Linked DNA regions of Homo sapiens: region 2 is linked to region 1. Evidence: chromatin loops called from intact Hi-C (ENCODE). Cell type or tissue: heart right ventricle. All regions are shown on one strand.

What was found. Peaks named below come from ENCODE experiments on the same cell type or tissue, not always from the same donor. Only the 100,000 strongest peaks of a DNase experiment are listed, where the experiment ranks them.
Region 2: it touches region 1 in a loop (2.5-fold over the local background); 4 of 110 quality-filtered maps call a loop at or near these places.

Annotation. Positions count from the first base shown.
Region 1 is chr9:97,733,513-97,736,012 of GRCh38, reverse strand. The region is part of intron 5 of PTCSC2 (papillary thyroid carcinoma susceptibility candidate 2); the gene reads left to right. Among named protein-coding and RNA genes, the nearest start is that of XPA, 37 kb to the right of the region's middle. In heart right ventricle, no CTCF peak of the experiment used is centred here; no DNase peak of the experiment used is centred here; H3K27me3 peaks cover 558 bases.
Region 2 is chr9:97,876,119-97,878,618 of GRCh38, reverse strand. No RefSeq gene overlaps it. Among named protein-coding and RNA genes, the nearest start is that of FOXE1, 24 kb to the right of the region's middle. RefSeq lists an enhancer at 392-2,500. In heart right ventricle, no CTCF peak of the experiment used is centred here; DNase peaks (open chromatin) are centred at 1,148 and 1,678.

The DNA of each region.
Region 1 (2,500 bases):
AGAGTCCATTCTATTAGTCATCTCGCTACATTATCTTCCTTTTGAATCATGAATCAGGGTATTCTCTGGCAATCAAACCATTCCAGATTCGGTGGGGAAAAGGATACATCAGATAGCATGTTTCTGAGGCTGAAATCACCAATTTTGTATTAATAGAATAGGGTATTATCTATGTATTAGAGTAAGTTAATCCAATATCTATTTGGAGGGAGCCCACGGGGCTAACTGTATGGTTTAAAGAAATGGGGAAAAGTTCCGTTCTCTGTTATTTATATGGGCAGATTGAATGAGCATTATCTCCGCAAGGTCTTCCCAGTACTTTATAGTTTGCAAAGCAAACTTTAATGTCTCTGAACTCTAAGGATACTCTGGCAAGCAAAGATAGTCTCTCATTTTACTAATTAGGAAACTGAGGCCAGAGAGGGAAAGGCACCTGCTCTGTGCATCATGCGTGCATGCACATGTGCCTGTGTATGTGTGTTTCTGTGTGCAAGAAAGGCCTTGAATGCTCCTGCAGACCTGGATCCCAGTTGTGAGAGAAGTTGTCAGTTCTGATGCTTGGCGGGCAGCGTTCCGGCCCACTGCCCATGTATGGAGTCACTCAGACTTAGCTAAGTACACAGCAGCCAGGAGCCTGTGTTTCAGCAGCTAAAATCAGTGGGCAGCACAAAAATGTAGGTGTAGCTCCCTCGCCGCTTCCACCTTGCCCCTCTTCTCTCCCCTCCCACAGGGTGGAACTGCCTGGAATAAGCTCAGCCCAGATAACAAGTCTACACATGCAGCATCCAGGGAATAAGCACAGGGCAGCTCTGGGGCACACATGGAGACATGTATCTTCATACACACGCACATATGTACACACAAATATACACATGCATGACTTTCTAGAAGCTATACTAGAAAGGTATGGGCTCTGGGTTGTGATCTAGCTCAGCCTCTGACTCTTGGGTGACTTCTGATTCTTCCTTCCTCAAAGTCCTGACTTTCCACCTATAAAATGGGAAGGATGATGTCAACCTCCCAGGGCCGCTGCAAGTATACAAAAAACAAAGATGGCAACATTTGAGAGCTCTGGATCTGAAAGAGCCCTGGGAGACAATTAGCCTAAAGCTTTCATTTCACAGACAGGGATGCTGAGGCCCAGGGAGAGACAGGGAACTGCCCAGATCACAGAGCAAGTCAAGCACAGATAGCCTAGAACACAGGCCTTCTGATTGCCAGGACCCACGCTCCAAGCTCAAGGCCTGGCCTTGAAAAGACCAAGGTGCTGTCATAGGTGAGTTCTTGCTCTTGCCCCTGAACTTCCATGTGGATGTCGTTTTGAAACCAAAATACTCTGTAAACAACACTTATTAACACAAGTTCACATGTACTCTGCTGTGGAAGGAGATGCGTCTTTCTTCTTTGTGAAATATTAGCTCAGATAGGCATACAAAGAACTCTATGACTCTCAGTTTGCTTAACATATTTGATTTGCTTTATGCCTACAAGTTCATACTAAGCTCTTGCATATCTGCTGGCCTCTTTATTGACACTATATCAATCCAACTTTCCCTAAAAGATAAACTCCAAAAGAGATAGAAAGATGGAGCACTGGGAGACAGGAGAGCCAGGGTTCAGGGCCACTGGGAGAGCTTCCCCCAGTCCCTACCTGTCTGCTTGCCCATCTGTAAACTGCCAGGCTTGCATGCATCTGGTGTGTTTTCCCGGACGGAGTTTGACTACTGATGTCCTCCTTGGCTCCTGGGGCCCGCTGTAAACACCACTTCCTCACCCTGGCTCTCAGTTTGCCCCCTACAGTGTGGCTGTCCACATAGGTGCCCGTCTACCTGTCAGGTTGGGTGCTTCTCAACGGCAGGAGCAAAACCCCACTGTCTCTCACAGGACCCAATCCTGAGTAGCTGCTCAACCATGTGTGTCCAGTGGGATGGTCCTGGGTGAACTTAGAGTTAAGGCTCGCAGATCACAGAGGAAGGAAGAACTTAAAGACAGCAGGTAAAACACGGGAAGTCAACATTCCCTCCTCCCTCTGCCTCTGCCACCAGCCTATGTAATATTCCAGGTAATGCAACAGGACTTTGTGGGTGACCTAGATTTTCTTCATAATAATCACAGCCATTTACTCAGCACATCCCATGCACCCCACACTTCATGTGTATTAGCTGTAATCCTAACACCAGTCCTAATCCCATTTTCAAGATGTGGGGCCTGAGGTTCAGAGACCTCAAATTATTTCCTTACAAGGAGAGGAGCTAGGATTTGACCTCAGGTGTGTTTGATTCCAAGCCCGCATTCTCTCTGTAAAACATGCAGCCTTGTTCAGAACACTGATAGTCTCAGCAGGCTTGAGGCTAAAGCACTTCCCTCTGCTGGACGTTTTTTCTTAGTGTAGAGGGTAGAAGTAGTGAGGGTGGGGCTCTTCCCTGACCCTGACTCCTTGTGGCTATTTCTTCCTTCCCCTGCCTCAATTTCCCCACGAGCGCAATGAGGAAAGAGACCA
Region 2 (2,500 bases), 140 kb before region 1:
TGTAAAAACACTTTATAAATATTACCTTGTGAAAAAAAAAACACTGCCAACTTAATTTATAAAAATAAAGCAAAAGGGCCAGGTGCAGTGGCTCATGCCTGTAATCCCAGCACTTTGGGAGGCCGAGGCGGGTGGATCACCTGAGGTCGGGAGTTCAAGACCAGCCTGGCCAACATGGTGAAACCCCATCTCTACTAAAAAATACAAAAATTAGCCAGGAATCGTGGCACGCACCTGTAATCTCAGCTACTCAGGAGGCTGAGGCAGGCGAATCGCTTGAACCTGGGAGGCAGAGTTTGCAGTGAGCTGAGATTGTGCCATTGCATTCCAGCCTGGGTGACAGGGCAAGACTCCATCTCAAAAGAAAAAAAAAAGTTTCAGCTACATCTTCCTTTTGCATGCCTGTCTCTGCCTCTGCCACCAATCTCCCCAAGGGTGGGAACCCTTTCTTTTTTTCTTTTCTTTTTCTTTCTTTCTTTTCTTTTCTTTTCTTTTTTTTTTTTTTGAGATGGAGTCCCGCTCTGTTGCCCAGGCTGGAGTGCAGTGGTGCAATCTCGGCTCAGTGCAACCACCTTCCTGGTTCAAGCGATTCTCCTGCTTCAGCCTCTTGAGTAGGTGGGACTATAGGCGCCTGCCCCGACACCTGGCTAATTTTTGTATTTTTTAGTAGAGATGAGGCTTCACTATGCTAGCCAGGCTGGTCTCGAACTTCTGACCTTGTGATCCGCCTGCCTCGGCCTCCCAAAGTGCTGGGATTACAGGCATGAGCCACAGAGCCTGGCCATTCTTTTGTATTTTTATTCGAGCCAGGGTTTTACCATATTGGTCAGGCTAGTCTCGAACTCCTGACCTCAGGTGAGCCACTTGCCTCTCCCTCCCAAAGTGCTGGGATTACAGGCGTGAGCCACTGTGCCCAGCTGGGTGAGAACCATTTCTTAGATCCATCTTCTTTCTTCTTCTCCAGAGACCCACACAGGACCACATGCTGCTAAACACGCAGAAAAAAATGTTGAACAGAATGGCATTCTGCCCTCTTTGCTTGCAGTGGGCTCGCTCTCATCTAACAGCCGCTCATTCTTCCCACGTGTCCAGCCTGGTAGATTTGTGCTGTAGCATGCACTGCTTCAGTCCTGAGAGACTGGCCAGATTCCAGGGCCCTTGTACTCACTGCTTGATGAAGCCAGAGGAATGCCTGCAGCGGATGAGCACATTCCCAACCAGTGTGCAAATAGTAATGAAATCACTGCAGCTTCCTGTGGGGAGTCAAACACCATGACCCTAACCCCAGCAAGAAGATGCTGATGGGTACATTAATAGACATGGATTTTCCAGGATGCAGAGTCCTTGCATTTCACTCTGTCCTGGATCATTACCATTAAATTATAGCGTTATCTTTTTCTTTGACTTTTCAGTATCGTGAGATTGCAAGAAAAGGTTTTCTTAGATCTTCACTTGCTCAACAAGGAAATGGGATGCCGTGGGAAGTTATGAGTTCCCTGCCTGGGGTGCTCGATAACTGATTGGCAGGGATGTTGTGGAGGCGGAGAGGAGGACTCCAACCCCAGGATGCTATGAGTCTTTAGTGCCCATTGTCCCTAGGACGCCACCAGAGGTACGCAATCTGATGCGGATTTCGCAACACAGCTTCTGAGGTTAGTGATGCAAGTTCATTCAGGAGAAAACTGTGTGGCTGGTGAGATAGACCCAGGCTGTTGAGGCTGCTGCTGGGGCTAGAAGGGTCTGACTCATGCTTCGCAGCCCGTGCCAGCATTTCAGAGGGAAGCGATGTTGTCTCTTGTTCTTCCTCCGCTCATCCCCTAAGCCAGGCGTCTGGTCTTCAGCCCTTGTCTCTTTCATTGCACACAACCACCTGAGAAATCTCAGCCACCCCCCAGCCTCAACCCCCATCTCTGTGATAACTCCTAACTCTGTCTACAGCCTTGACCTCATCCCTAAGCAACAGACTCATATAGCTAACAGTTTATTGGACATCTTCATCTCATTGTCCTACATTTCAAACATGATGTTATAAAATTGGGATGTTTTCTCCTGGCTTCAAATCTGAAGTCCCTCATCCAGCCAGCCACCCCATACAGAAACCTTCCTCCATCTCCCTCTTAAGTTCATTTCTACCTTGTGTGCAAGTCCTGTGTATTCCACTTCTATGGCGTCTCTTCTTATTGGCCTTTTTCATTCTAGCTCTATTACCACTGATTTCATTCCTGCCAGAGTGAGTATACTTCAACCCAAGTGGGACTCCACCTCCACCAGGTGGTCATTCCCCTAAAAAAAAAAAAACAAGCATAAAACACAAAAAGACTGACAATACCAAGTGTTGACAAGAATATAGAGCAATGAGAACTCCTGTGCATCCCTGGTGGGCGTGTACATGGGTAGAACAACTTTGGGAAACTAGAAGTATCTACTCAAGTAGATATATGCATAGCCCACAACCCAGCAATTCCACTCCTAGATATGCATGCAACAGATTTACCCCCAG